Regions from separate parts of the Homo sapiens genome. Here region 1 is linked to region 2. A link is an interaction called in ENCODE POLR2A ChIA-PET data of the cell type or tissue named here. Cell type or tissue: HepG2. All regions are shown on one strand. Each heading gives the region's core, and the rest is flanking DNA. Links, peaks and the distances in the headings are about the cores only.

Region 1 (15,697 bases), core at 4,523-12,522, 65 kb before region 2:
GATGAGTACTCTGATGAGGCTCTTGCTTCACAGAGGAGGTGACAATTAAGCCTTGAGGAGACACACATGTGCATGTGTGGTTGCGACCTCTGTGGGCACGGGTCTGTATGAGCACACATCTTTGTGCAACTCAGGTTGTGTGTGCGTTTGTGTGTGTATCTATGGGTTATCTCTGGGTCTAGCTCTAGTTCTGTGGGGTCTGGCACAAACTAAGGTGTCAGTATGTGAGTGGGTGTCTGGTGTTGAGGGGTCAGATACAGTGAGCACAGTACAAGCGAATATGAGGGGAGGATGTGATGACAGTGAATAGATGCTTTCAAAATCATCAGGAAGAAAAAGACGTGGGACACACTGGTAGCTCCAGAGGTGAGTCCTGAGTCCTGCGCCCCTGGGGGCCAGCTTTAGAGCCACGCCATGATTTATTAATCTGTAGTTGCTGTGGGAGCGTGGCTCTTTCTGGAGGGGCAAGCATGAACCACGTCAGTCCCACCACGGGTCGGGTTGGCACGATGTGTTCATTGCCCACATGACTCACTGTTTTGTTACCTGAAATACATCTAATTCCTATTAATAACGAGCACTGTAGGGCATACATTTCATCATTAGCATTAAATGACTTTATTGCAGGATACAAAGGAGCTGCCTGTGATGTATGATGCAACTGCTGGAGCGAGGGCCTTTGGAGAGAGGGCGTGTGTGCACACGAACACGCACACACATGAGCTCTCTTATGTCCTGGTCATTGTGCAATGAGGGTGTGTATCACAGGCAGACAACTTTTCTTGCACACTTCAGCACCTCCTGAAGCGAATATTTTGTTTGCTCGGCTTACCAATGGGGTGCCGGGAAGGCCACTGTGCCCCTAGTTGGTGTGGTACCCTAGGCCCAAGACAGGAACTTGTTTTCCTGAGAGTCTGTGCAGGCCAAGTGCAGGGCTAAAGGCCTTCAAAACTCTTACCTGAAAGAAACCCAGGACCTATCTGTGGGTAGCAGTTGCAAGCCTCATTTTACGTATGAGGAAACTGAGACTCCCAGAGCCCAGAGGACCTGCCTAAGGTGTGCGGTGGAGCAACTGCTTAAATCCTGCCAGGCCTGGCCCTCTATGCTCTTCCACGTGAACTTGAACCTTTGTTAGGTGCTCTGCCCCTCATTTTCCCAGTCAGCAGGGCTGGCTCATCTTCCCCTCCCTGCCAACCTCACAGGGCGCTTTAAGATCAAGCAAGATGAGGTGTTGGCAACACGGAGACTGCAGGAAGCATGATGCACGGATTACCTGAGCGGGTTTGAACTGCTGTTTGGGAGCTTTATGACTGAGATTACTCATTCTCCTTCCTTTTTTGTTTTGTAACAACTTTGTATCTTTCACTCACGGCCGTGAGAGTCTCCCCTCTGGCCTCTGTCGTTACTAGTAAGAACTGATGTCAGAGCCCGGTTGGGGCAAGTGGTCAAGGGGCTTGGCGGAACTGCTCTTCTGCCCCCCAGGTACACACTTGCCTTTGCAAAAACAACTCCCTATTTGGCAAAAGGCAGTGTTTGCCCTGGGACAGGGCCTTGCAACCCCATGCCAGGCCCTGTTTATTCTGGCATAAGCCACGGTGGTGGCCAAGCGCTCTGAGTTTATTGAACTTCCTGGATTTCTTATCACATAGCCTGCTCTGCCAGGGAGCCGGTGAAATGCTGATATGTGCCCACGGGAAGATATTAAGGGGGCTGCAAACACCACCCCTGTCCCCCGAGGAGCAGGCAGCTCTGGGCAGGGCTGCTGGGGCCAGTGGGGGGACGGTTGAAGGGGTAGGTCAGACATGGGGATAAACCTTCCCTCTCCTTAACCTTGCCTGAACCTAGGCTCCCCATGGCTGAATTCCCGCCCCTGAATTCTTGGTGGTCTCTCCCTGTCCAGCCTCCACACCTTTGCCTGGGTCTTGCCTCCCATTTGGATTTCCTTCCCCAGTCTCTCCAAATGAAATCCTACCTGCTTGGTAAAATAAAAGAATGACGGAATGAGCTTCGAGGCTGGGACTGGTAGGTGACGGACTGTGTCTCTCCTACCACATTTTCCTGTGCACTTCCCTGCTTGTAGGCATGGAAGCTTAGGGGCTCCTCAGGGAGCCTCACGGAGCTCGGGAGAACTTCACACAACACTGTGTGGCTGCAGAAGGCTGGGTGGCGGTTGCAGGAGTGAGTGGGTAGGGGAGGGGCTTCCAGGGTCATGGGTGGGAAGACCCTTGCTCGCACCCTAACTCCCAATCTTCCGGCACTGTGGCCTTAGGGAGTGGCCCCACCCAGGCTTCCTTTGCCTGAGTAGAATGAGTTTCATGGCAGCCCTTTCTTCTTTTTTTTCTTTTATTTATTTATTTATATTTTTGAGATGGAGTCTCGCTCTGTCGCCAGGCTGGAGTGCAGTGGTGCAATCTCAGCTCACTGCAACCTCCACCTCCCAGGTTCAAGCGATTCTCCTGCCTCAGCCTCCCAAGTAGTTGGGATTATAGGCACGCGCCATCATGCCTAGCTAATTTTTTTTTTTTAGTAGAGACGGGGTTTCACCGTGTTGGCCAGGATGGTCTCCATCTCTTGACCCCACAATCTGCCCGCCTTGGCCTCCCAAAGTGCCAGGATCACAGGCGTGAGCTACCGCGCCTGGCCAGCAGCCCTTTCTTTAGAAGGCTTACTGTCTACGAAGCACCACTGTGAGAGTGGCAGGTATCTTTTATCAGAGCTTATGTAGCCCTAAGGGGACTTCAGAAAAGTGGTTGGGCTTCAATAGCCTTTGCACTGTGATTGCACTGTAATTGCACCATTCCTAGTAGAATACAATTCCTGAGTCTCCTTCCTGTGCCTATCACCCAACAAACCCACCAGTTGCTATTGTTTATCCTCTTTGCAGGTGAGGAGATTCATCGAGATGATGCCAATGGCCCCAGGTCACACAGCTGATGGTGGCAGAGCAAGGGTTCAGCCCAGGCTGGGTCTTTCCTCCCTGCAGGCTGAAGGAAGTTCCTTCTTCTCCACGCCACAGGTCCCTCTTGCTGGCCAGCAGTTCCCCAGCCTGCCTGCCCTCCTGTATCTGGGGGCTGTGCTAATGTGGAGTGAGTTGAGGCCTACCTTAGGGTCCCTGATCATTATCTGTGTTCTCTTGGTTCCTGTCATGTTTGGGAAGACCCTGTGATTATGTAGTCCACTGTCTTCCTCCAGTTGCAGGGCACAGCCATTGACAGACACATCAGCACCTATATCTGAGGGAAGGAGTCTCAAGCCAAGACCTTTGATGCCGGGGAGCAGCAGCTCCAGGTTGGGTCCTAGAGTGGCCACACTGGGAATTCAGGCTCATTGTCAGAATAAGGAAAGGACGTGCCGTGGGGAACAGAAAGAGGGAGGGAGCAATGATGAATTAGTTCCCACTGCACACAGGCACTGCGAGGATTCATTATGGTGCCGTCTCATTCCATTCTCTCCACAACCTTGTAAGAAAGGTCTTGATTTGATCCCCATTTTGCAGAAGGGGAAATGAGGCACAGAGGAAGTGATTTTCCCAAAGCCACACAGCTAACATGGCAGAGGTAGGGGTCAACCCAGGCCTGTGACAGCTTTCTGATTTTGCCAGGGCATAGTTCCCTACACTGGAAACATGGTTATCAAAGGGACTTATCTTCAGGCAGAGCTAGAAGAGAGGTCTGGGGAGAGAAGAGTCATTGTTCCCATGAGTCAGGGGCCCTCAGCTCCAGGCCAGCAGCCAGTCTGGTCCTGGCAGCTCCTGCCACCCACCTGGTATGGCCAGAGGCCTGAAGGTGCTTCAGCGAGGTTAGTCAGCCCAGGTGAGTGGCAAGCAGGCACCCATCAGGAGGTCCGCCTCCACCCCCTGCACTTCTGATGAGAAAACAACCTAAGTACTGCATCTGGCCTCAGTCCTGAGCCTCCGCCCAGGGTGCATTACTCACTGCCCCACTGGACCCGTCGCCCCCCTGGGAGGGGCCGCCAGTTCGGCTGGCCCTGTGGGCCATGTGTCTACAGGGGTTGTGTGGAGGAGGGGCTGGGCAGCACCCAATCATTCATATCCCCTCACTAGACTTTATGGGGACCCAGGCATTCAGCGACATCAGGCTGGGCCTGGGGCACCTCCAGCCTTGTATATTAAACAAGCATAAAGTTATTTGGCTTCACTTTAGAATTAAAATTATGTTCTGTAGAGAAAATTTGGATGAAACAGTGAAATAAAATAAAGAAAAATAATGTACCCCAAGATAAGAACTGGGTTCATTTCTTCCCAGACCTCCATACATGTGTATTGGGTGGTTTTGCATAGTTGATGCGATCGTCCCCTTTACTGTGGATGGAGTGCCCCCAGCTTCCCTGGGCCTCATTCATTTACCTGCACCTCAGCCTGAGACCTGTCTGACTGCAGAGCCCAAGTTCTGTACATACTCTTATAATTCCAAGTTTTGTACCTAACATCTCATCAGAGGTATTTCCTCTATGATGAGAAATTTGTGTAAACATCAGGTTTAACATCCATACGTTACTCCCTTGAGTGACAGTTCCACACATACAAAATCCCGCCCCTGGGGCTGGACACCTTAGTTATTTCTAATCTCTCACCATTATAAGTGCACTGCGATCAATGACTCTGGCTACATATATGTATTTCGGGTTCTTTCCCTCAGGCAGCTGCTTAGAGGTGGGATTGTGAGATCAGAGGGTAGGGGCACCCCATTTGAGTGCCTGATTTCACCTGGCTGGGCAGACCAGCCACAGCCCAGCCCCACCCCACCACCGCTAGGTGAGTGAGAAAGTGGCTTCAGATGCTCCCCCTGGCCCAGTGTGGAGCCCCTGTTTTGATGCTGAGCACACAGCTGTTTTTCCTGGGGAGCAGGTGTGATGCCATCTGCCATGCCTCTGGCCTATTTGAAGACAAGTCTCAGAGAGGCAAAGCCACTTACCCAAGGTCACACAGCCGGCACCAGAACCCACAAAACATGGCATCTCACACAGGATTTGCAAAGCACCTGCCACTAATTCTTTGGACTTTGCAGTGGACTTTCCTCTGGGGCTCAGGATCCACGTGCACTGATGTCCTTCCTGCAGCATCTTGGGAGGTTTCCACCAAGGCTGGGTTTTGGTCCACCCCCTCCTCTGGCCAGCCTCCTTCTGAACATACTGCCCACCTCTGCCCATCACCTCCTGCTGGGCTGCTGCAGTAGCCTCTGCCAGCTCCACCTGTGCCCACTCTTGCTCTATTTCCCACTGAGCAATCAGAGTGACCGTCACAAAACCCAAATCCCACTGTGCCACTCCCCTCTCCACTCCGAAGACTCCCCTGGCTGGGTGTGAACAATAAACTCACCTGAAAATGTGCAGAGGAGGTTCCAATCTGGCAGCATTGGATTCAGCTCCCAACCTGTGCTAGGCACAGGGCTGGCATTACAGTGAACCAGACACAGACATTAGAAGGAAGACTGGATTCCTTAGCCTAACTTACCAGCACCTGCATCCTCTGTCCCCTGCCTCATCCCCTGTGGCCTGCTGGGCTCCAGCTCTTGGCCTCTCTTGGGCCACTCAGGCAGCCAAGCCCTCTCCACCTCACAGGCTTTGCGGTTCCTTCAGCTTAGAATGCTCTTTCCCTCTTTTCCTCTGGCTGCCTCCCTGCCTCCCCAGAGTTCTCTGCACACCCAGGCATCCTCTGCACTATTTTCATCAGCATCCCACAAACACCTGTCCCACAGCTTCCCCAGGAGGATTCTCAGCCAGGAGCATTGGAGGTTTTGGGAGAGAAGGAGTTGGGGGAATAAACTTACTGATAATTTTTCTGTGTGTGGTAAATATTTTCACATTTGGCTGGGCACAGTGGGAGGCCTTTGGGAGGCCAAGGCGGGTGGATCAGGAGGTCAGGAGTTCAAGATCAGCCTGGCCAAGATGGTGAAACCCCGTCTCTACTAAAACTACAAAAATTAGCCGGGCGCGGTGGCAGGCCCCTGTAATCCCAGCTACTGGGGAGGCTGAAGCAGGAGAATTGCTTGAATCTCGGTGGCAGAGGTTGCAGTGGGCCGAGATTGCACCACTGAACTCCAGCCTGGGCGACAGAGTGAGACTGTCTCAAAAAAAAAAAAAAAATTACTTTTGCTTTAAAAATCCAACAAAGGCATCACACCCAATGAGGAGAGTTATGGGACATGGACATGTCTAAGTCAATAACAGCTGTTAATTTCCACGGATTATCCCCAGATGACTGGAAATCCTTCCAGATCTCCTTCCCTACAGTTTCAACAAGACCTTTTTAAATTAGTTACTTGGCCGGGGGCGGTGGCTAGCACCTGTAATCCCAGCACTTTGGGAGGCTGAGACTGGTGGATCACCTGAGGCCAGGAGTTTGAGACCAGCCTGGCCAAGATGGTGAGACCCCATCTCTACTAAAAAAAAAAAATGCAAAAATTAGCAGGGCGTGGTGTTGCGTGCCTGTAGTCCCAGCTACTCGGGAGGCTGAGGCAGGAGAATCGCTTGAGCCTTGGTGGCAGAGATTGCAGTGAGCCGAGATCACACCACTGCACTCCAGCCTGGGCAACAGAGTGAGACTCCATCTCAAAAAAACAAAAAAGAAAATTCACATTTGCTTTATAAATCCAACAAAGGCATCACACCCAAAGAGGAGAGTTATGGGACATGGACATGTCTAAGTCAGTAACAGCTGTTAATTTCCATGGATTATCCCTAGATAGCTGGAAATCCTTTCAGATCTCCTTGCTTAGTTTCAACAAGACATTTATACATCAGTTACTTGACCGGGGGTGGTGGCTCGCACCTGTAATCCCAGCACTTTGGGAGGCCGAGGCAGGTGGATCACCTGAGGCCAGGAGTTTGAGACCAGCCTGGCCAAGATGGTGAGACCCTGTCTCTACTAAAAAAAAAAAAGCAAAAATTAGCAGGGTGCTGTGGTGCATGCCTGTAGTCCCAGCTACTCGGGAGGCTGAGGCAGGAGAATCATTTGAACCAGGAGGCAGAGGTTGCAGTGAGCCGAGAGCAAGCCACTGCACTCCAGCCTGGGTGACAGAGCGAGACTCTGTCTCAAAAAAAAAAATTATAAAAAAAGGGGGCCGGGTGTGGTGGTTCACGCCTATAATACCAGCACTTTGGGAGGCTGAGGCAGGTGGATCACTGGAGGTCAGAAGTTCAAGACCAGCCTAGTCAACATGGTGAAACCCCGTCTCTACTAAATATACAAAAAAATTAGCCAGGTGTGGTGAAGGGTGCCTGTAATCTCAGCTACTTGGGAGGCTGAGGCAGGAGAATCGTTTGAACCCGGGAGATGGAGGTTGCAGTGAGCCGAGATTGCGCCATTGAGCTCCAGCCTGGGCAACAAGAGCAAAACTTCATCTCAAAAAAAATCATATTAAAAAAAATTAGTTACTTAGTGAGCTAAGAGGCCTTTTTCCTCCTGTGTTTGGTCTTCTGTGAACTGGACCCACTAACCGCTACCCCAAGTCCCTCTGTGGTCCCAGTGACACAGCTTGGAAAAGCTCTTGCCAGAAATCTGACTTGAAGCCATCTTGCTGTGGACAAGGCCTGGACCTCCACTGCAAGGTGGCCATGCCACTGACCCAATCCCTCAACTGGCTCTTTCACTGGCTACCAGCTTTTCAATAGCTGCCTTCCTCGCACCTCTGCCCCCTCCCAGTTCACATGCAAAGGAGTTAGGAAGCCAAACTCCTTTTTCTGTCCCTACAGGGCTTCTTGAGGCTTCAGTGCAAAGAGCTCTTCAGCTGGGCCGTCCCCTTTTCCTCTCTGCTGAAATCCTCGCCCTCTGCTTTCCTCTCTTCATTATTATCATCAGCAGAACAGAAAGGTGAGTTAAGCCACATGTGCTGAAATGTGGTGTAAGGGGGGCATCGGTGCAGAGAGGGATGACGGCTCATATCTGCCTCCTGAAAACTGACTGGCTGCCAGGCTCCAGGGCAGGAGTCTTTCTTCATCAGCCTAATGACAGAAAAACATTTTTTAAGGAAAGGAGGGATCACAGTGGACAAGTCAGATCTGCTGCTGTGACCCTGACCAAGGCCAGGCCTCAGGGAAGGACAGTGAGTCTCCCGGGGCAAGCTCAGCACAGGGGAAAATGGCAGTGATCTGGAGTCAGCCCCAAATCTCATGGTCAGGAAAGAGCTGTCACCACCCAGCAGGGGATGAAAGAGAAACCCATGCAGTGCCGGTGGCCCATGCATGAGGGAAACGTGTGTCGAGGCGTGTGTGTGTATGTGTGTGTGTGAGAGTGTGTGACAGTGTGTGTGAATGTGTGAGTGTGAGTTGTGTGAGTGTCAGAGTGTGTGAGTGTATGAGTGTGTGAGGGTGTGCGAGTGTGTGTGAGGGTGTGAGGGTGTGCGAGTATGTGAATGTGTGTGAGAGTGAGAATATGTGTGTGTGAATGTGTGTGTGAGTGAGAAGTGTGTGTGAGTGAGAGTGAAAAGTGTTTGTATGTGTGAGAGTGAGAAGTGTGTGAGAGTGAGAGTGTGTGTGAGTGAGCGTGAGTGTGTGTGACGGTGTGTGAATGTGTGTGAGTGTGTGAGAGTGTCTGAGTGTGTGTGAGTGTGTGCATGTTAGTGTGTGTGATTGTCAGTGTGTGAGTGTGTGTGCGTGTGAGACTGTGTGTGTGCTAGTTTAACACTGTGCAGTCCCAACTGCATTGATCCTCAATGACACTCAGCTCAGCTGTTTGGCTCTGGAGGCCCCACTGCTAGCTGTGGCACCAGCTCTTGATGCCTGTGACAGAGCAGACACACAATCAATATTTGTACACTGACAGCCTGGGCAGGTTTCTGTCTCCCGCATAGGGCAGGGGCAGCACGGCTAGTGGTGGTGTTCCCCTTTTACTGTTAGCAGCAGTGGCCCCCAAACCCAGGGCCAAGGGTGCATGGGTGTCTGTGCCCTGCTCCCCAGGACTGGTGGTGGGGAACTGCTCCTGCTAAGGGCAGGTGGGCAGCAAGCAGTGCTTAGGTGGAGTTCTGGGCACGGGTAGGCACCCCTGGGAGCTCTGATAGACATGGGGGAGAAGACCCATAAGAAGCCTGTGCCGCCTGTAAATCAAGCAGAGTCTTGGAATAGTTGGGGCCTTCATGGGACTGTGGCCTCGTTTGGCTGCCCCAGCTGATCTGGGCATGCAGTTCCGTTCATTCAGCAAATATTTATTAAGCTCTAGCCAGATGCCCTAGAGAGCTATGGTGAGGCTTAGAGGAGGTGACATGGTGGCAGCCCCCAGCCAGGGCCAGGAACGTGCATGTTTGCGTGGAAAGGCATGCTGCCCACCAGAGCCATGAGCCCATAGGCCAGACGCTCAAGAGAGGGTTGGAGACAGGGTCTCACTGCACCACCAAAGGAGCTCTCCACAGCTCCCTTCTCTCCTCGGACCCATCGCGGCTACAGAATCGACAGACGTGAGCCTTGGCCAGGTGAGAGCGCTAACGGAAGAGGCCAGAGCCTGACCTCTCACAGGGTCAGAGTCCCCCCATGGCCTTCCTACTGTAGACTTCTGGTTCCATCTCTCTCCTTCAACTGCAGCCAGCTTCCCGGACAAAGGGCCCTTCTCGGGGAATGTCCACATTGCAAAAGACTTTCACTGTCTCCAGTCCTGCGTTGCCTTTGCCCCTGTTCCACCAGACACTGGAGTGCTTTCTCCCACATGTCTACTACAGAACAGCCTGTGTTTGAAGACCTCCAAAGACAAGGAGCTCACTACCCTCTAAGCACCAGGGGACACCAGGCGTTTCTTTCTCTTTGAGTGTAGTCATCCAGGTTGGTATTCTCATGAGAGTGGCTGTCTCAAAGGCCAAGCATGCAGCGAGAAGATTGGGGTGGATGGGAAGCTGGTGGTGCTGTGGGAGAGGCCACAGAAGACAAGGAGAGAGGCTCCAAGTCAAACCCCAGGGAAAGCCACTCATCTGACCAGCTGGGGGGGCCTTATGCCTAGGACACTCCGCCACAGACCGCCTGGTATCTGAGTCACCAGGGTGGGACTTCCTCGGGATGTGGTGTGGGAGTGGGATGGGCTGACTCTTCTCAGCCCCCAGCACAGCACACGCCTGTGCACACACCCAGAACACACTTGGTCATGCACAGGCCATGCAGGAGGCCGAAGGACAAATGGCGGTAGGGTCTACTGTGCCGAGAAGGCCTGAGGCATCAACAGAGCCAGAGCTATCCTGCTCTAGCAGACTTCGCAGCATCCACGTGTGTTGACTGAGCAGTGGAGAGTGTTCTCAGCTTCTGACAGTCTCTAACGAGTAAGGGAGGTGAGCAAATTTAATTTCAACAAACAAGCGATTGACCTTAAGAGCATTAAGGTAAACAGGACCCTGGATAAGGAAGTCTCCCATTCTCCTGCTGGAGGTGATGGGCAGAACCTACGACCGGGAGGAGCAACTGGGCACTTCTGGCTGCCTTTCTACTTGACCTTCCCTTCACAAATCCGATGGGCAATTTTGTGAGGAGTCCAGATTTGTTCAGTGGCTGCTGGAACCTGGCTCTGTTAATGGTTTCAAGGACTTTGCTGAGGTCAGGGCTGCTGTATAGGGCTTGTGAGCTCCTTCTGGCCCCATAGGTACCAGGCAGACACAAAAGTCATGCCTGCCATTCGGGGATGGGAATTTAGATTCCAAAGTCACCTTTAAATAATCCTTTGTGCCACACCCCTCACCTCGGCTCTGCCTCTGTCTTAGGCTGTCCGTAGGCAATGTGGTAGTGCAGGCTGCACTCACGGAAGCGTGAACTTTGGGGTTTCGGGAACTGCGTTCGAATAGAGGCTCCCTTACTTATTAGTTGCTTGCTGGGCAAGATTTCTCATAATCCCTCAAAGCCCCATGTCTGTGACTGCAAATGGGAATCATAAAAATGCCCAGCCTGTGGGCTGTTAAAGGAAGCAAGTGGGATCACACATATGAGAGCCCCCACCCAGCTTGGGTCTCCACTCATGCTCCAGCAGTGCTGGTGCCAGCCCCTGGCCCAGGGTGTCCTGCAGACACTCCTTCACTGGCATCCCTGGCATCCCTGGATCGTGGCAGGGGGTTAAGCCCCACGCTGTCAGGCCGGGCCACCTACCTGGCCACATGATTCTGTACCTGCACCCGAAGTGCCCTGTTTCAGCTCTCTAGACAGCCTGAACCCAGCATGGTCTTCACGCCCACCAAATGGCTTTCCCTGAGAAGAAGCTGGTGCTCCAGAAGCTGGAGGCTCCTGGGGCCATCAGAGCATGTCCACCCCACATGCTCTCTCTCCCTGCGTGGGGAGGCCATCATCATGGGGAGGTTAATATATATTGGGATACATGTCTCCCTCTCCTTGGGAGACACTGGCCCAAGCACTCTGATTCAACTCAGGTCAGCATTACTGAGAATACTTTTAATTGTGTACCCAGGGCTCAGAGGAGCCCAGAGGAGGAGAGAACACAGAGTCCACCTCGAATTTGTAGTCTCCTGAGCCAGATCAGTTCAGCACACACAAAACAGAGGGCAAGATAATGTTCCATTACCAACTTCATGGGCACTGGTGGGTACAAGTCACAAGCCCACATTTTCTCAGTGTTGAAAGGTTGGAGTAGCTCAGAGGTTTTAACGTCTCATTCCCCAGGGCCCCTGGGCTTCAGTAGGGTGGGCCTCAGGGGAGACAGAAGAGTCAATCGGCAGGGATAAGATCCCTCACTGCATAATTTTTCAACCAGAATGGACCGACAGCTATGATTCCTTTATTGGGATATGATGTTTAATTTTCTTGGGAAACAAGTGTGGGAACCACTGGATTAGTGGAGCTCTGAGTTCTCTGAGTCTAGAGTTCCTATCAGAGAAAGAGCATCAAATGTGCTTTGAACATAAGAAAATTTCACTATCCAGGAGTAAAAGTGAGAGTGGTGCATGTGGTGCAGGGGAGCCAGCCTGCCCCAGGACAGGCAGCATCCTTTCCACCATCTGTGTGACTGACCCCCTGTGCTCCACTGGGTAGGAGGCTCAAGGCTGCCTATGTCTCTGCATCTGGGGTGCAGCTCTTTATGCAACCTGGCCCCTCACTGCAAGCAGCCCCTTCACTGGCTGCTCCATGGAAGACACAGCAATGGGCTCTTCTGCTGCAGAGAACGCTAGAAGGAAGGTGCCTCTGGGGCCCCTTGCCCAAGTTTTCAGGCCCATTCTGGCTAAGAATAATCTTTATTTCTTCTACTTCACTGTATCAAAAGACAACAAAAGATAGTGCAGTGATAACGCTGTATCTTAGTTAATATGGCATGTGGAAGCGTGCATACTGTGAGCGCTTGATAAACACAGCATGCGCCCTCTCTTTGTCCCCACAGGGGCCAGGGTGGCATTGCTGAGAAAACAAGGGCACTGTTTACCAAATGAACACCTTGGCAGCCTTGGGCTCCTCAATGGCTCGTATCATTTCAGCCGTCTTCAAACAACCCCATGAGACAGGAAACTTTTAGATGAGGGAACTGAGGCTCAGGGAGGGTAAGTGACTCGCTGAGGTCATCAGAGCCTGCATCTGACCAGGGAGTGATCCAAACCCTTGCTCTTTCTGTGATGCCCCCCTGGCTCTCTCAACATGGCAGGGCTGCCCATCTGAGGATGGGATTAGGAGAAAGCTGGGCTGCGGAGAGGTGAGGGTTGGATCCCCCATTTGCATTCTGGAGTTGAAAGTTCTAGAAGGTTGGGGTGGGGTCAGGGTAGAGCCAAGCTCTGGAATCCAGGAAGTGGCAATGCAGCTTAGAAAATCCCGGGCAGTGGGCCACAGCTGGCAGCAGGGACTCGGCCCAGGAGAGGCAGGCCAGGGGCAGACGAGCCGGCCTGAGAGGTCTTGGCAGCCAAAGGTCAGGCAGGGCAGGGCACAGCACCACCTGAATGTTGGCCCACAGCGAGGGCAACTTTGATCAACTGGCACCTGCAATTCTGCAGCTGAATCATCAAATGGGGGAATTGACAAAACAATGAGATGCCCAACGGAGCTCAGCAAGTTAGGGGCAGAGCCCATCTCCTGACCTCTCCTGAGCTCTTCCTGCAGCCCCCACTGTCCCCAAGGCTTCTTGTGCCATGCTTTGAGTTCTCGTGTTTCTTGGTGAACCCTCCTGTCGCTCTCTCTCTTCTGGCATATGGCGTGACTCATTTCTCCACCGTCAGCACGTGCAAAGCAGCCCTGCTCATTCTTTTCCTGGTGTCCATCCTGCAGCTCCCAGCCCCAGCATTTACAGAGAAGCTGTTCAATAAACACCATGCATTGGGTCCATGTGTGTTCTTACGGTTGTCGCCTGCCCTGCTGATATCAGGTCCCTGGAGCCAGGTACAGATTCTCAAGTCAAAGGAGGGTGAGGAAGACAAGGTCCCAAAGGCAGATTCCAGGGATTCGAATCCCAGCATAGCTATCTACATGTGAGCCTGGACGAGCTCCGAGACTCCAGGGAGCTGCGTTTTCCTTCTGCCGAGTGGCACGTGTGGCGCGAGTGAATGCGTGAATAAACAGAGAGCCTTCCAGGAGGTGCCATTCACTGTGGCCTCATAGTGGCTTTCGGGGAGCTGAGTCTTCACACAATCCAGCCACCTATGGTCGTGATGTGCTGGTGTCTCTGGCTCTCAGGGGGTCCTTAGGAAGCGCGAATTGCCAGCGTCCCTCCCCATCGCCTCAGCAACGTGGTCAGCTCCGTCTCCCTCTCCTGCTTCATTGCTGGCTTTGAGCTCTGGGACCCCAAATTTCTTGTGGCCCCAACACATGCCTGCTCACACCATTCCCTGGGCCTAGAGTGTCCTCCTCTCCCTCTGTACCTGCCTCTCCCTCATGCATCCTTCCAGCCAAGCCCAGTGATCCATCTCCAAGGAGGCCTCCTGACATCAGCATTGCCTACCTGACCCTTATCCTGCCAGAGTCAGAGAAATGGCAGAGTGTAGGTTGGTGTGGAGAATGTGTGTTGTGTATGTTCATACGTGTGTGCACGGTCATGTATGTGCGTGTGCTCTGTGTGTGTGTGTGTGTGTGAATGTACATGTGTACCCGGGTGCAGGGTTGGCCCAATTCTCCTCAGCCTGACTTCCTCCTGGCCGGATTATTTTGGCCTTCAGCTTGAGCCTCAGTGACTTCCCGGTTCTGTGGGCTTCCTTCCTCCTTCGGGCCCTGTCACCTGGCAGGACAGGTTTTCATCCTGGCCAGGTGGCTTTAGCAAGGCCAGGAATCCAGCCGGCCTAGCAGGGGCCCAGGATGATCCCCTGGCCAACTGCTCCCTTCTGGAGCCCCCACCCTCCCTTTCTCTTGCTCTCCTTCCCTGGGCCTGGCTTGAGCAAGGGGAGCCATCGCCTTCCATTCCCTAGGCTTGGCCTGGGCCTGTCCACCCCTGTTCCAGATCAATGACTGACTGTGGGTTGAGAAAGCTGTCTAGAGGGGCATGACCCCAGATACAGTGTCAGGTGGGGAGGGTCTCTTTTCCAAGACCACTCTTCCGGAGCTCAGGGAACAAGCCAGAGAAGACGCTAATGTTTCTCTGCATGGGCCGTGTGCCAGGCATCGTGCTAAACACTTCACCGCAATTGTGACATCTGGTTCTCACCATGGGAAGGGGGCCCATCCGTAGTCCCATGCTGAGGACAGGAAAGCACCTGACGCCTGAGCCTGTGCTCAGGATCCCAAAGCCATGAGCTCATGTGAAAACAGGCCATTTGGAAATTGCACAGCAGTGCCGGGGAAGTGACAGTCAGAGGCCACACTGAGTCATCAGGAACTCCCACATTGCCCTCAGGAGCCAGATGATGGCTGATGGCACTTGTGAAGGTGTAACTCTCCTGGAGGTGCCCCCTGTGGAAGCCGCCAGGGAAGACGTTACGTGGGAGTAACAAGGTCACTTTTCCTCACCCCTACAGCTTCAGCTCCCAGATGTTCTGTCCTGCTCCTTAAGATTAGCTGAGTCACAAGTCAGTCCCCCTAATGTGATGAGCCCTTCCTAGGACTCGGGGACTGATGGGCTTTTAAACCCTGGGTGTGATGCTGTGACCAGAGATGAGAAGTCGAGTGTCTGGCTTCCAGCTGTGATCTGGCAATGTTGAAGCTTGAGTAGGTAATCCCCTCAACCACCTGGACCCCTGTTTTCTCACAGGTAAAGGAGTGACCACAAGAGTTGCTGTTCCAACTGCAGGCAGGGATAGTTGTGAATGGCAGATAAGAGATGATGATATGCCACACGAAGGCCTTAAAAGGAAAAGCACAGTGAGAGACTTGGTATCATCGTCAATTCTCAGCATTATACGCAGCACCCCTGCTCAGAGCCTAAGGAACACAGCAAAATGGACGAAGACGTAAGTAAAGTCCCTGGTGCATGGCAGGCTCACGGCTGGCCCTCAGTAAATATTGGTTCCATGCTCTTCTTACCTCTTCAGAACCTCCTCAAACTAGGGGTAAACAAATGCCTGGCCTGCCTGACGGCTCCCAAAAGAGGAGCTGATATATCACATACTGTTCCCGCGCTGGCCGGCACCTCAGGCTCCCAGAAGCATCTCTTCCTGGCAGCCGGGTTTGGACCACGTTGTGATCCACGGGGGCATGTGCTACCTGGGGCCATTTCCATGCGTCTTTCCAGCCCAGGCAGCCACGAGCATGAGCTCAGGTCACCATGCTGGCCACCAGGCCCACCCTCCCTCTGAGGTCTGTGGTGTGACGATGTCTGCAGATGTACAGTGTCATCCCTGGGGATGCCGTATGGGTC
Region 2 (15,697 bases), core at 4,349-12,348:
TAATTAAAGAAATGCAACCAACAATCTTTCTTTCTTAATTATTGAAGAGGCAGTGATTTAAAAAATAAAATAAAATGGAAAACCCAGAGCCGCTGCCATAATAAGGTTAGTGCTGTGTGCTTGCTTGGTGGGGTGTCATTCTGCTGGCAGTTTGACCATAGGTATCAAGAGGCTTAAGAAGGATGATGGCTTATAATCCAGCAGCTGCATGTAGGGTATCTGAAATACAGACCAAACTTATGAACAAAGATGCTCACCATAGCGTCACTTATTATTTTGAAAAATAAGAAACAGCCTCAATGTCTTATAATAGAGGGTTGGTAAATAAATTACGGCCCATCCATTAGATAGAATATCAGGCAGCCAATAAGACGATTCTCAAAAAGGACTGCTAACAATGTGATGTGCCATTGGGATGGTCTGAGTAGAGCAGAGGGCTCTAGTTGACTTAAACAGTAAGGGGTGTGCTGTCTCTCAGAGCCAGAGGCAGGTCGTGGGACCTCATTCCCTCCAGCTCTCCCCTCGGATACCTCCTCTTGGCTCCTCCTAAAGCTGGTCTTGGGTTGCAAGGTGCAGCAGCTGGCCCGGGAATCCCATCCAGCTGCCACTGTGCCCAGAGGAGGAACAGGGACTTTCTCTTTCAGGATTGAGAAAACCCAAGAGGCCCCCAACAAACTTCCCCTTGGTCTTGTAGCCTGCAAGCGGGTGTAGGCCCATATGTAGACTAGTCCATGGCAGGGAGGGGACAGGCTCTACCAAACCTGGCTGTAGATGATGTCCAGGGTGGCTGCAGGCAGGACCTCCCACCTCACGTGGGAAATCATGTTACAGTGTAAAGCAGGAAAAGCAATAGCACCCCCAAAAAGTATATAACAGAAATTACCTCTACTGCCCTGGCAGCTCTCCTTTAATTTGAAATCATTTCAAAATAAAAAATATCTGAGATTACTTTCCTAGGTTACTTTAGCAAATCAGTGAGAGGTGAAGAGAGTGCACTGATGGTAGTAACATCTGTTTCTGTCATCATTTCCTTTTATTTTCTTGATAAAGAGGAATCAACTGTAACAACCTCGTTGGACTGTCTTGCAAGGGGTGGGTATTTAGTCAATACTAAAGCTATAGAACTGAAATATGCAAATAACAAATGTTTAAATTTGTTGCCTCCCCTTCCTAAATTGTATGTATAGCATGACCACAGTCTCAAACTGGGAGCAGAGCCAAAAGCTGGTGTGCAGGTAGTTTATTTGGAAACAGTTACCAGGGACTAGCCTGAGGGAACTGGAGAGAGAAAGGGGAGGAGGGAAAACGAATCCACCAAGAGCACATGGTTCTGTTGACCATCACTGTGGACAACTGGAGCTCCACCCCACTGGAGCCTTGTAAAATGTGGCTCAGACCAGCCACCCAGGAAACAAAATGGGGAGCGTTTGTCCACTGGGTCGCGTTCATGGGCAGAGCACACCGCACTTCTGGGCTGGCCATGCACAAAGGCTGAGGGCTGCAACATTGGAGAGGCACCAAGGGTGGTCACAGGCAAAGGGCCGTCACCTCTGCACAAAGCTGCTGCAAACCCACACGGAGCCAGTCTCCCTTGAAGTGGTGCCCAAGAGGTGTCTGAAACATCCTATAAAATCAAAAGCCCTGCACCCCGGCACACAGTGAGCTCGAGGGCACAGATTCTACCATAATCAGCTCTTCGGCACCACTGAAGGGAGGATCTCAACAAATGTTTGCTGAAAAAGAATGAAAAGCTGATAGAGGAAGGCACAGACAGGTTAATGGTTACCTTTGGGTGGGAGGTTAAGGGCTTCCCCCGACCCCATCTCTCTGTATTTCCTATGCTTTCTCTAATAGAAACGTTCTTTTCATGAGGAAAACATTGTATTTTCCTGTTTTAAATCCCCTCAATAATTTCAGAAGGTATTGCAGAGGAAGAGTGAGCCTCTGACAGATAAATGCTCTTTTCTCTCGAGTGATCTGATGACAAAGTCATCCACAGAGACTGGTGTTTCCCACTGGTCATTTTGATCTTAGCCAGCCGGTTGTCATAAATAAAAGGGCCGTCCCTCGCAGCCCAGAAGACAGGCCATGGGTTGAATGCTTTTGTTCTTTTTCTGGGAGTGAGGGGTACTGTAGACTGAACCAGGCACGTGGGCTAGAGAGGAAAGAACGCTGGCTTCAAAGCTGGCCAGGCTCTACTCCTGGCGATGCCCCCACCAGCCGAGTGACCTAGGGCAGGCATACAGCCTCTCTGATCCTCCAGTTGCTCTTCTCCAAAGCAGTTCCCGGCAGAGCTGGAGGAGGATCGGGAGCGAAGGGGCCTTCCTCACCCAGTGGGGCTCAACAAAGATCAGTTCTTGTGCCGTCCTTCCTGGTTTGTGATCAGACCATGCGAGGGAAAGCCGGCCCTGACAACTGCCTGCGGTGGGGAGCCAGGGAGGACAGGGCAGTGGGCGGGTGCAGCAGGCACAGCAGCCAGGACTCCCAGTGCCCGGGCCTGGGCCCATCCCCTTCACTGCATGGAGCACAGGTCAAGTGCCAAGTGTCCCGCGATGACCATTGATCACACAGCCCAAACAAGCCCGAGATTTGGTTTTATTTCTCCTCTGGAAATTTAAGGACAATAGCAGTCTCTTCCTTAGGAAACTTTGGAGTGGACCAAATCACATGTGCGTGGCACTTGATTAACAATGGCGCTACAAGGGAGTGTTTGATGTGCACCAGGGACTCTCAGCGTTTCAGTCCTCACCATAGACCTGCCAGCCCAATAGGAAACTGAGGTGGACAGCAGGGAGGAGAGTAACCTGTCCAAGGCCACATGGCTTAGTGGCTCAACTGGGAATGAGACCTGGTCTGACTTCAGAGCCTGAGCTCTGATCCCCTACGCTGTGAGTCTCTGGACACGGCGGTGCTGCTTGTTTATTTTTGCAGCGGGGTGCTGTTGTTGCTGACACGTCTGTGCCCATGTAAGGCTGGGCCTGCTGCTTCTGCTGGAGCTGGCCCTTTAAGCCTCCCGGGTGTGGGGAGCCTGCCCTATGGTGCAACCCTGTTCCCTGGAGCTGGCGGCATTACTGCTACAGTAAGGAATGTCCCTGGGGAGATTTAGTGCCTGGTGATAGACATGTGGGCTTGATTTACCCCCGCACTGCTCCATTCAGCCCTAGGCAGGCAGTGCACCGGGGCAGAGTTGGTGAATAACTAGAGAAACCAGAGGGGTGCACAGGGTGCTGGGCGAGGGGGCACGGAGCCCGCAACTGAAGGGCACTTTTCTGTGCCAGGCCTGTGATCTCAGCAACTACTCAAAACAAGCCTATCAGGTTACACATCCATTTTACAGAGGAGGAAACGGAGGCTCAGCGAGGTGAAGCCACCTGACCCAGGGAGTAGTCAAAAGAACTGAGGAAATCTTTGCTTACTGCAAGGAAGGGCCTCCTGGGACCATGGCATTTGTCTGAGCCTCTGGGACCAGGCCCTGGGGGCTCCGAGCCACTATCCCAGCCCTGCCAATCTTCCTGTCACCAGAATCCAGACCCTTCTCACAGGGCTCTCAGTTCTGCAAGCCCCCTGTTTCCAGTTAGTGAGAGACTCCCTTTATCAGCCTTGGCAAGGAGCCCTTCAGTCTGCCAAGCCCACCCCTGGGCCCTGGCAGGGTCTCTGGCAGGAATGGCTGGAGGGGCTTCCCTTTCTGTCTTCCATGCCGTCTGGGGACCTTCCCACCTCCTCCCCTTTGTCCTTGCTGTCTGCCGTCTGCCACCCCCTCTGCCCATCCCTCCTGTCCTGCCCAGGTGCCGCCTCTGCACAAGGCCTTCCCTGACTGTGCGCTCAGGGCTCTCCTCTTCTCTCTGGCCTTAGTGCCTGGTGACTGCACAGGATGGAGAGCTCAGCTCTGGCCTCTGCGGTTTTGCCCTCATTTCTGATCTCTCTCATCTGGCCACCTCCCCAGGAGATCTCAGGAAGATACCCTGCCAGGGCACCTTGAGAAGTCAGATGGTGCCATGGGCTCTTCCTCGCCTCCCAGCACCTGCCCAAAGCATCAGCCGGTGAGGACCTTAGCGCCCCAGTGCCCTCAGCTTCAGCAGCTGAAGGAGGCTGCTGGGCCTGGAGGGGAGCAGAGCTGGGCCAGCCAAGGGTGCGCATTGTGTGGCTATGCAGCCTGGGTGTGTCACCGCCTGGTACGCCCAGATGTAAGATGAGTGGGCTGACCCAATTCCTTTAATTCCATCCCTTTAGGAGACTGAGGTTCAGTCTCCACACTGTGCTCATTAAGGCAGGAAGGAGGGAGCTGCTCATGGCCCACAGTGGCCTATCATTTGGAGTTATTGAGCACAGACTGTGCCTGAGTTAGCCACAGAGCCCTGAAGGTGCTCCCGCCCCCCGGTGTCCTCATGAAACCTTGAGTTTCACTCATCACGGTGCTGCTATTGCAGATACTCTACTGGGCGGATGCCACCTGCCTGCTGCTTGCAGGATCGTAAATGGGCAGTGCCCAAGCAACAGAGCAGGTAAGCAAGGGAGGACATCCCCCGATTCCTCAATGGAGGAATCACCCCTTTCCCAGGGACACTGCAGATCTGGCTTAACTGGCCCTGGCGGAAGAGGACCTGGGATCCTTGATTCATTCACAATGTATCAACAATGCACCACATCTGTTGTGTTTGCTATTGCTTCTATTGCTTCCACTGCACCTGTTACCATCAGTATTAGTTCCCATGGGGCTACTGCAATGGTCACTGGATGGGAATCTGGAGACCTGGGTTCTAGGCTAGCCTCTGTGTGTCCTGAATTATTCACGTCACCTTTCTGTTGTGTTTGTCAGCACCCTCTCTGTTATAAAGAACAAAATCCCCAATAACACATTTCAAAAAGAGAATTTGTTGGTCACATAATTGAAAGCTCCCATAGTCTTGTGGGCTTGAGGTACAGGTTGACCCAGTGATTTTCGGAAGCATCAGGCTCTGGTGCTATTCTGCCATTCCTTTTGTCCTTCCTCCTGCAGTATACTGGGCTTTCTCCCTAGGCGCAGGCCCTTCAGGAGATCAGAAATACCTGCAACAATCCCAGGCCACATCTTCTCACATCCCTGATCCTGAGGAAGAGAGGGCCTGACTCCTCTCACTCCTGGCAGAAAGGATGCCCGTTGGGCTAGCTTAGGTCTCAGGCTGGTCCCCAAATCAATCACCATGACCAGAGGAACAGAACGTGGGGGTTGGCTTAGCTAGAATCAGAAGCCCACCTCTAAGACGAGGTGAAGTGGACTTTCCCAGGCCACATGGAGCAGTTAGGGAAGGCGAAGGTGGTTACGGATGGAGAGGATGCAACACAATTTACTTTGTTTGATTTTGGACAAATCAGTTACTCTTCCTGTCTCTACTTTTTCATTTACAAAATGAGAGCATTTGTCCAAAGTCCGTTTTCTTTATTTTTAAAAAGTATTTCACCTACCAAAATCAAAAGGATCCAAAGTCCCTTCTAAAGCTAATATTCTGAGACTGCCCGTCATCTTCATCTTCCGTGCTGAACCACTGAGACCACAGCAAGGGCCATAGCTTGCCTCATGCTGTCCATGAAGAAAGGGTTTCCTGGGCAAAATACTGAGACCAGGTCTTCACCAGCAAACAAGCATTGGTTGTGTTCTCGTTCTGTGCATGTGCACATGCTACTGCTGTGAAAAATCCTCGGAGGTATAAGGCCCAGTCCATGGAATTCGACAAACGTTGACTGGGTACCTACTGTGCACAGTGCAAATTAAACATAACAGTGACATGGTCCAGTTGGGAGATCTCCAGTTGCAAAGTCCATTGGTGCCTCCCAACAGTCCTGCGAGGTGGACAGATGACAAGAGAATAAGACAAAAGAGAGAGAGGCAAGAATGGCTCACGGTTGGTACGGCCATGACTGTTCTACGTGTTCAGGGGCAAGGCCGTGGCTCCAGGCTTAAGTGATTATGAAGGGGGAGTCACTTGAATGCACTTTGAAGGCAGGGCTGGCTACATTATTTGTGAGGCCCAGTGCAACGGGAAAACATGAATCCCTACTCAAAAAGCAGGAAAAAGTGCCTCTCAAGGTACTAACATATAAAGCTTTTTTCTTTCTTTTGTGGTTTCTCTCTCAACTTGTGATGTTTGTTTTGTTTGTTTGCTATTTAATGTTACTCTAGGTAAATAAAAGTAAAAACTAAATTATTAGTAAAGTTAAACTATTAGAATACATTTTACTCTTTATCTTTATAGTATACAATGGCAGTTTTAAATGCAAATATAAAAACATTTAACTCCTATGCAGAATCACTAAAATTACACACTTTGTATTTCAAAGCATATACAGCATATGTGTTTTGTTCTCACCAGAACAGTGGAAACAGTAGAATACTAACTCGACTGTTTTTATTTCACTTCTTATTATGCACACATTCTACCAACGCTCTCCACCTCAGCTCGCTGATGAGGAAGGAAAGACGTCAAGGAAAAGGAACTGCGGGTGGCCCTGTCTTTCCCGGTCCTTCCTTGTCATCATTTCCAGCACAAGTGGTTGCTCACACGGGGAAGCGATGCAAGGAAGAGAGGATATGACAGGGCTCCTTCATCATGTGTGTTTCTCAGAATGCCACGGCCTTCTGTCTGCGCTAGGAGCAAGTTCTGGTTGGAATGGAAAGCGAGACCTTTCGCAGTTGCCAGCGCCCCCCGTGCTCAGCTGCAGGAGTAACTCACTTCTCTTGTACTCAGTGAATGTCGCTGAACTCTCCTGCATCGTGGGCTCCCTGGAGTTCTGTGCTCTGGGGCATCACAAACGCTGGAGGTGAATGCAGCAGCCAGGAACGGGTTTGTGCGGATCTCCTCTTCTCCTTTGCAGGCCCCAATATCCCATTGGATTTCACTCCCAAAACACAAGATAAAAGATAAAATTATCAAAGAGTTTCAAGATGGCAAGATCGGAGCAATCAACCGAGCTTGGGATCCTTCTGTGCATAGGGCCCTGTGAAACTGCTCAGGTCCTATGCCCGTGAGGCTGGCCCTGTCTGAAGGACTGGCAGGATGTGTGTGGGCAGAAAGAGAGGACAGAGGGCATCCCAGGCAAGAGGGGCTTCAGCAAAGACGCAGGGGTAGGAACATTCCTGGAACACTTAAAAGAGAGAGAGGGAAAGCCTGGTTAGGAATGGGGTCCCGTTGGTGAGCATGGGCCAGGAGAGAGGCTTACCATCTTGGAAACTTCCGTATCACTCCGCTGGGCCTGTGGACCCTGAACATGTGGCTCCCGTGCCTCCCCAGGCCTGAATCAGCTCTGCCTGAGGCTCCCCGCACTGTTTCCCCACTGGACCTTTCACGCATGGGTGTAATTATTTGTTAAATGAGGGCCAACTGCACTGGACCCCACGCTCGTTGAGAAAGGAGTAGATGCTGCTCTGTGTTTCTGAACCTCCCTTAGTGCCTGACATTATGGAAGGAAGAAAGAAGAGCTCACTCCTCAGGAGTTACACTTTTTTAGCATGGGATTCAAGTAGCTGATTCCTTAAGCTACCAGCAATTTCATCTTGAAAAATGACCTAATTCTCTAGTTTCCCATTAATTTAGACTGGCTTTCTCTTTGATAGAACAAAAGAGAGCCGCACCTCGTCAGAAGAGTGACTGCAGATGCACGAAATGAGTGGGCCTTTCTGCCTATGGGTGACATCATCTTAAAGCTTTAGAAAAGTCACAGACGTGGCCGGGTGCGGTGGCTCACACCTGTCATCCCAGCACTTTGGGAGGCCGAGGCAGATGGATCACGAGGTCAGGAGTTCGAGACCAACCTGGCCAACATAGTGAAACCCCATCTCTACTAAAAATACAAAAATTAACTGGGCGTGGTGGCGCATGCCTGGAGTCCCAGCTACTCAGAAGGCTGAGGCAGGAGAATCACTTGAACCCAGGAAGCAGAGGTTGCAGTAAGCCAAGATCCTGCCACTGCACTTCAGCCCGGTTACCGAGCAAGACTCCATCTCAAAAAAAAAAAAAAAAAAAAAGAAAAGTCACAGACGTTATGCTCCTTCGGTAGTGGTAGTGTAAGCGATGAGATCTGGCAAGGGCAAAGAGGATGACTGGATGGATTATAATAAGGCAGATAAATGTGGAAGATAAGACCCCAGACCCTAGCGTCTTTCCAGCTCTGAAATGCCTTCGTTCTCAGTGAGGCTGGTTGAACAACTATGTTGTTGATTCAGGTTGGTTTCACATACCTCTGAGAGGAGAAGAAAGAAATATTTCTGGGCTGTTTGGTGAATGCGTTTCATGGATAGAGAGAGGGCAAAGAGGGACAACCTTTACAGATTATATATTGGCTTAAGTCTACTCACCACCAAGCAATTGGCTAAAGATGTCAAGTTTTCCTGGTTCGGTTTTCAAAGTTACATTGCAGAACAAACATTTAAATTCCTGGTGGATTGTCTCCCGGTTTCCCTCCAGATGTTTGGTGTGGTGTAGATATCACAGTAAATAAATGTGTTTAAAAGTCTAATAAATTAGGCTAGAGGGTGTGTGGGGGAGGGGGGTGCTATTTTGCTGTGGCCCTGGGACAAAGACACAGTGGGGATCAAGAGGTTCCTTGCACCTTCGGCTTGGTAGGTATGGCGGGGAGTGCTGTCAGCAGGCTCGGGAGCAGTGAGGTGGTGTGGTGAGGAATGCACCGGAGAGGCTGACACTGCCCGAGCTGTCAGAATTCACATTGCCGGAAATGCAGGAATGAGTGGAGAGGGGGCTGCGGGGGTGTGTGTACGTGGGAATGTGCAGAAAGACAGTGCGTGTCCTCGTTGGCGGCGGCCGTGGCTGGGCTGGAACTGAACAGGGCGGGAGGCAGGGCCCAATCCTGGAATCCACTTGTCAATCCCTGGCTCCAGATGTCTGCACTGGGGGATTGGGGCTGCCTGGATGGGGAAACTGACAAGCTGTGGTTACGTCACCGTCCAAAGGCCTGATTGACTCATGCCGCCCACTAGATGCCTTTTATGACTTGTGGCGCTGGGGCCAAACGAATTTGCACGGTCATGTGTTACTGAGCAGTTGAGGGGGAAAAAAGTCGCTTTTGGTGGTTTTAACTGTGAGATTAAACATTCTTCAGGAGGACAGCAGAAAAACAGGCTGGGAGATTAAACGAAACAAACCCAGCTGTGTTTGGGGAGTTGAACGCTTCTCTTCCAGTCTCCTACTCTCAGAACAAGATCAGGTGAGGCGCAAGACATCTTCTCTGGGAAGGTCCCTCTCTGCTGGGGAGGCAGAAGCTGCAATAAAAATGACACACACTGATGAAGGTTGGGACCTGGGGAATGTGCCCATCTGCCGCGGGAGCTGCCTCTGTTGTGCTGCCGTCTAGCTGTTTCCCAGGGTCATTTGCCAGCTTTGATATCCCAGAGGGAGTTATTTAAGTTGCCACCTTTGAGACAGGTGAACTGTCGCCTCATTTATGACTGACTGAGCCCCAAGCTAAGGTGCCTGTCGATCAGGATCACTTTTTCATACACCCAGGGCCTGTGGCTGAGCATAAGTGTGTCAAACACCTGTAGGCCAGAGCTGACTGCCCGAGGGAGATGCTGATCGGGCAGGCCTGGGCTTCATGAGTTTAGCCTGCCTTCTGGTAGCTAGAACCTGCCACTCTGCAGCTGGGAAAACTGAGGCCCAGAAGGAATCAGGCCTTACTCTAAGAACCACTACATAATGGGCGATCCAGACTTTGGACCTGGAAGCAAAACTGACACTGCCCTACTCACTAGCCATGCGACAATTGGTTAATCCTTCTAAGTCCATTTTCCCATCTGTTAAACGGGGGTGATGATGATACTAGCATCTTCTTGGGGCTTTCCTGTGAAAGTTCAATAAAGATTCATATGTAATGGGTGATTTTCTGAGAAAAATTCGCATCTTAGCCTTTTTACTGTTAATGAATTGTTCTCTGGGGCAGCTGGGCATCTGAGTCCCATGCTCCAGCCCCTAACAGCCTGTGGGTTTAAGGGCTTTAGGGTTTTGGGACCCAAAAAGGATAATTCAACCATGGAATCCCAAAAAGACAAGAAATGGAGGCTTTGGTATACCAAATGAGAGAGAGAGAGAGAGACAGAGAATATGTGTAGCTCAGCTCTATGGGGCTGATGAGGAAGGAGGACAGAGATATAACAGGATGGGCCATGGGACCTGGGACTTCCAAATCCATAGCCACTCAAGTGGCCCAACCTATGGTGGAAAAGACCACCTTGGTACCTGGGACTCATGAGTCCAACCAAGGAGGCCCCATAGCCTGCATGAGGTCCCTCTAGCTGGCTGGCTTCAAGGAAGTGTGGCCAACAGCAGGAGATGCCCTTCACAGCAGGGGCAAAGCTGAGCTGGGCAGGAGGCCAGGCTGGCAAACCTTACCCCAAAGATGCCTGCCAAACATGCCCAGAGAGGGGACACCACTGCCCACTATGCAGCAGAGCTTCCTAATATGCCTTAGGGCTTACGCAGGGAGGGAGGGAGCATCAGTGAATGACTGACATTGTCATGTTTGCCCAGCTGTATCAATGGGGAGAAGGTCTGGAAACAGATATAATGGATTAGATAAATCGATGTGACATTTCTTACATTCAAGCATCATGGATAAATTCACCTCAGAGTCTAGGACACACTAGCCTAGGTATGCCCTGCAAATGACTATTAATAAAGGACTGTTAAAAATGGACTGGCAACTGGGTGCAGTGGCTCATGCCTGTAATCCCAGCACTTTGGGAGGCTGAGGCAGATCACCTGAGGTCAAGAGTTCGAGACCAGCCTGGTGAACATGGCGAAACCCCGCCTCTACTAAAAATACAAAAATTAGCCAGGCGTGGTAGTGGGTGCCTGTAATCCCATCTGCTTGAGAGGCTGTGGCAGGAGCATCGCTTGAACCCGGGAGGTGGAGGTTGCAGTGAGCTGAGATCATGCCACTGCACTCCAGCCTAGGTGACAGAGTGAGACTCCATCTCAAAAAAAAAAACCAAAAAACAAACAACAAACAAACAAACAGAAATTGTAGTCATGCACAACCCTTAGGCTGCTTCTAGTTTCGGTTGATGAGTGTAGCTCCTGTCAAAGTTTGAAGTGAGCGAGGGCTAGCTTCTTCTCCAAACCTCACAACGACGTGAGAACGGAAGCAGTCTCTCCAAATTCTGCCACATGGAGACATTTAGAAAACAAGCATTCATTCACGAGGAGCCCCAAATGGCTGTATAAACTCCTGAGTGCCACTGGTGGAATCCGGGCCCTCTGCCCTTTGAGGAGCTCCTACTCACTTGCATGTGCTTATCTGCAACAAATACAATGTTCCTGGCAGGACTTCTTTGTCCCCACAGGCCTCTTACTCAACATTAGGCAAATGGAAGTCCTCCCAGGTGAAGGACTACACCCAGGACTGACAGGCATCAAGCTTCGGGCAGCAACGCCACAGGGCAGAGCCTCCAGGCCTCACTGGCTTCCTACACAGTTCTTGCAGCCCTGCGAAGTGTCTCTAAATCACACAGGCCTTGAGTACCTCGACTTTCACCAAATGGAAGCTTATTTCTCATGTCATCATGCTGCTTAACAGGCAACTATTTTTACCAAAAAGAAAACACACCCTCGAACACCCATTTCTGACATTCTCTATGATTGTTGGCCAAGTGTGGGGTGTCGATGGAGAAAACAGAAGTGGGTACAGTCATCATTCTGGTGTGGGGGCTTCCTCATGAGATTGCCACGCCCACCTGGCCTGGGACGTGTGGTCAGTGACTCGCAGCACCCACCTGTGGCTTAATTTTTTTTTTTTTTTTGAGACAGGATCTTGCTCTGTTGCCCAGACTGGAGTGCAATGGTGCAATCCTAGTTCACTGCAGTCTTGAACACCTGGGCTCAAGCCATCCTCCCACCTCAGCCTCCCAACTGGCTGGGACTACAAGCATGTGCCACCATGCCTGGCTGATTTTTAGATTTTTTTTTTAGAGACAGGGTCTTGCTATGTTGCCCAGGCTGGTCTCAAACTCCTGGGCTCAAGCAGTCCTCCCATCTCGGCTTCCCAAAGTGCCGGGATTGTAGGCGTGAACCACTGTGCCTGGACTGTGGCTTAACTTAAGTGGCATTCTCCAAGTATCACATTGGAGCAGGCCCTCCAAATGTGAGGCAGAAGTGGAACTAGAGCTCTGGGCCTGAGCTGGTGGTCCCTTAATTAAAATATAAAATAAGTTAGGAAACAATGCCAGGTTCCTTTTCTTTTGGTATCTTACTGCTCCCAATTAGCTTACGAGCTTCTTAGGAACAGGGCCAAGATTTTCAGCCACATAATGCTAGATGCATTGTATTTTCTCTTTCTTGAAATATTTATTAAGTGGCTCTTTGGATAGTGGAAAAGTTGGCTGAAAAGACATTTTGGGAAATGAAGGCCTCGATGGCCAGGTTCAAGAATCTGGATTGCATTCAGGGGAGCCAGGAAACCAATGAACCCTTTTGAGAAGGGAAGTGGCTTGATCAAAGGGATGCTCAACAAGGAGCACTTAGCTGACCAAGCAACCATCCAAGGGCACCCAAGTCCACGCACGAAGTCATGCTTCTCCCTGGCCGTGCTTCAGTCAAGCTGTTGATTAAGAACAGGGGCTACGGCATATCTATTGTATGCCAGGCACTCTGCTAGGAGTCTCAATTCCCAAGGCATCTGAGTGAACCATCCTCTTCCCATTTTCCAGAAGAGGAAGCCAAGGCTGAGAATGAGGAGTGACGTGCTCAGAATCACACAACAGGAAGGGTGGAGAATCTCTGCCTGGCACAAAGTGCTTCTTTCTATGTTCTGCCTCGACTTGTCCCCAACCCAAGGGATTCTGAGCTGCTCTGGAGGTATCTGGAATAAGAAGAGACAGATGCAGAGCAGGACAGTTCCAGCTCTTTCTTGGGAACAGCAGTACAGAATGCGAAATGCTTTCAAGCAATAAAACCCGTTATCTGTGCAGAAACCCATCTGTGCTAAGGAGAATTCCGCAGGGATTATTGTCCCCTGGAGACAGGAGAAGCCATTTGGTGGGCTAAAGCATCAAGACAAGACCTTGGCTGATTATAAGTCACATTAGACAATTACATTCTTAGCTCCTGGGAGTAATGATGGCTGGATTTGCTCTGATTTCTTCTTGTTGCAAAATAATGCCTGTTTAGGATATTTTGGCCTTCTGTGTAATAAACCTGTGTATTGGATTGAGTCGAAATATTTGGCACATTAAAAATTACTTTCAGTCAAGGTTTTTTAAAAGCCCCATTTTTCTGTCCACATTCTCCTTCATTCCAGAGACCCTAAATGTACTCTATGTGGAGACTGATTAGTCATCCCGGGTGTAGGACCAGCTCTGGGGCAAACAATTAGGGTTTTCATTTTACTCTTTCATACCCACCATGTTGTGAGTGGGGAAGAAAAGCAGGACTGAGGGATGTTATGGCTCAGGCTAGCTATGTGTGCCCTCTTTATCTCTGACCTTGGGAAGCCCACACACTGCAAAGAGGCCAGCAGGGATCTGGGGACAGGCAGACTTGGATTCTGATCTCTGCCCTGCCTCTTCCTAAACCTGTGACCTTGGGCAAGTTGCTCAACCTCTCTGAGGACTGATCTGTTTCTCTGTAAAACAGGGCAACTAATTGAATTCTTAGGGGATTAAACGAGGCAATGGATACAAAAGCATTGTGACTGTTCAGGAAATGTTAACATGTGGCTGGTAGTTGACAACTTCACTGTTGAGGAGTTCCCAGTCCCCAGCCACAGAGACAAGATTAGCAGAGATTATCTCTCATGGGGCAGAGGAGAATATGGGGGGAAATATGGGCTTTGGGGTCACCCAGACCTAACTTGTGCTCTCCTATCTCTTTGTCCTGAGCCGTTACAATAGCTCTCAGTGCCTCTCTTTTCTTATCTGCAAAATGGGCTTATCATAATACATGCCTGGCAAAATGTGTTAAGATAGCTCATGCCTGAGAGCCAGGTTTATATTAAGACTTTATTGGATGGCGACAAAACTGGTGCCCAGCAAGGGGGCCTGCCAGATAATTCATCAGGGTCCCAGGCATTATCCATGGACAGAATATATTCTCTCACACGCACTTGTCTGCATGGTTTTGAAATGTAAACAGAGGCTATTGCAATAAATGAAATAAATTCTTGCCAAGACACTAGTGAATTCATTTCCTCTCAGCCAATGGATTCTAAGAGGCCGAAAAGGAGAAGTGAAAATTTTGTTTTAGCACTACATAAGGCTTCTCGTACTTGCAGCCAAAGAGGTCAGAGATTTGGTCCCAAGACCAACTTAGAGTCATGTGTGACACTGGGATTCAGAGGCTAGTTGTGGGCCACAGGGAGGAAGCTGACCCCTGGGCTCACCCAGCCCACCCACTCACCAGCTCTCCTTTCCTTCCTGGGTCCCTTGGGGAGGAGAAGCCATCCACCTCATGGAAAGTGCTTTAGAGGCTCCTCTGTGGGTGCCCTACTCTGCACCCTTTGCGGGGACTCTCTGCTTCAGTTCGCAGGACAACCTTAATAGCTAACTGCAGAGAGGACTGAATGGTTAAGTAGCTCCTCCAAGGAAGCAGAGCCAAGTATCAGAGGCCGGTTTCCATCCAGGGATTGAGAGAAGAATCAGGAGCACATAGGCTGTGGCAGTAAAAAGCAGATCCCAAAGACAGTATAGGGCGGCTCGAAAGGGGCCTTCCTACATAGCCACCACCACGTGCTCCGGCGCTACCTCCAGGGGGCTGGGCGCAGCTGGAGGACACAGTTCGGCAGCTTGCTAGAAGCCTCCAGCTCTTCCTTTTCTGTATCCTTCAGGTGACTGTGGAAGGCTGGCCGTGCAGCCTGCCATCAGCCTGGCCTCAGCCGGGGAGGGGGACCTTTCTCCTGGAGGCCACAGAAACACTGAGGACCTCTCAGCTGAGAAGGTCAGATGGAGGTGCTGGATGATTGGAGGAGATCAAACTGATGAGGAAAACGCAAATGGCATCCTTCAGGAGCAAAAGCTGTCTCCTCTTTTACTTCACATGTCCACCCAGCAGCTCTATGAGTTCTGATTCAGCATTGCACTTACCACCCACCCTCCCCGCCTTTTACAGAAAAGGAAACTGAGGCTCCGAGGTTGCGGAGTTGCTTGCTCCAGCTGATGACAAAGGCAGGTAAAGCCAGGGCTAGAGTCCCTTCCCAGCCCTCCAAATGCCGTTAGCGCCATGATCCTACAGCCTCCTCAAAGTCCAGTCAGGCAAACTCTTGCCCTTGTTTCCATTAAACACATATCTTCATCTTTTTCGTACTTTTAATAATAGCAGGAAGTAAATCTGGCCATGTAATGTGAGAAAGGTAATAGTCCCAGGTCAGGAAATCCTGTTGCTTGGAGTCTCTTGGGAATGTTAACTTTCCCACTCTCACCCTACCGGGATCCTGACCTCCTGCACAGTTGGCTTCCTCAGGCAAAACTGGGCCAGAAATTCTGGGCCGTTGGCCAGAGTCAGACCTTCGTCCTCTGGTAGCGTCCGCTGGAAAAGAGGAGGCGAGAGTCACCAGGAGGCTGGCCCCACTCGCAGGCCCTGCCCTCTGCCGGTGGGTCCTATGGATGACACGAGGCCGCACTGGGCTGGAGAAGAAGAGAAGCTCCTGAGACACGCCCACTCTGCAGAGGGAGGCAACCGCACAGGTAATCCATCCTCTCTAGGCTTTTCTGTTCCCGTGC

What was found. Peaks named below come from ENCODE experiments on the same cell type or tissue, not always from the same donor. Only the 100,000 strongest peaks of a DNase experiment are listed, where the experiment ranks them.
Region 1: POLR2A ChIA-PET joins it to region 2 with 12 read pairs; 2 of 35 experiments call an interaction of 5 or more read pairs at or near these places.

The regions. Positions count from the first base shown.
Region 1 is chr2:120,472,509-120,488,205 of GRCh38, forward strand. No RefSeq gene overlaps it. Among named protein-coding and RNA genes, the nearest start is that of LINC01101, 14 kb to the left of the region's middle. In HepG2, for the core only: no CTCF peak of the experiment used is centred there; DNase peaks (open chromatin) are centred at 8,723 and 9,563.
Region 2 is chr2:120,537,510-120,553,206 of GRCh38, forward strand. LOC105373585 (a long non-coding RNA gene) reads right to left here. Exons shown (of 4, transcript XR_001739681.3): 3 at 14,379-15,697; 4 at 6,367-9,250. Among named protein-coding and RNA genes, the nearest start is that of LINC01101, 79 kb to the left of the region's middle. RefSeq lists enhancers at 6,002-7,201, 14,354-14,503 and a silencer at 15,518-15,647. In HepG2, for the core only: a CTCF peak has its summit at 9,303; DNase peaks (open chromatin) are centred at 5,452, 5,782, 8,222, 8,922 and 2 weaker places; H3K4me3 peaks cover 783 bases.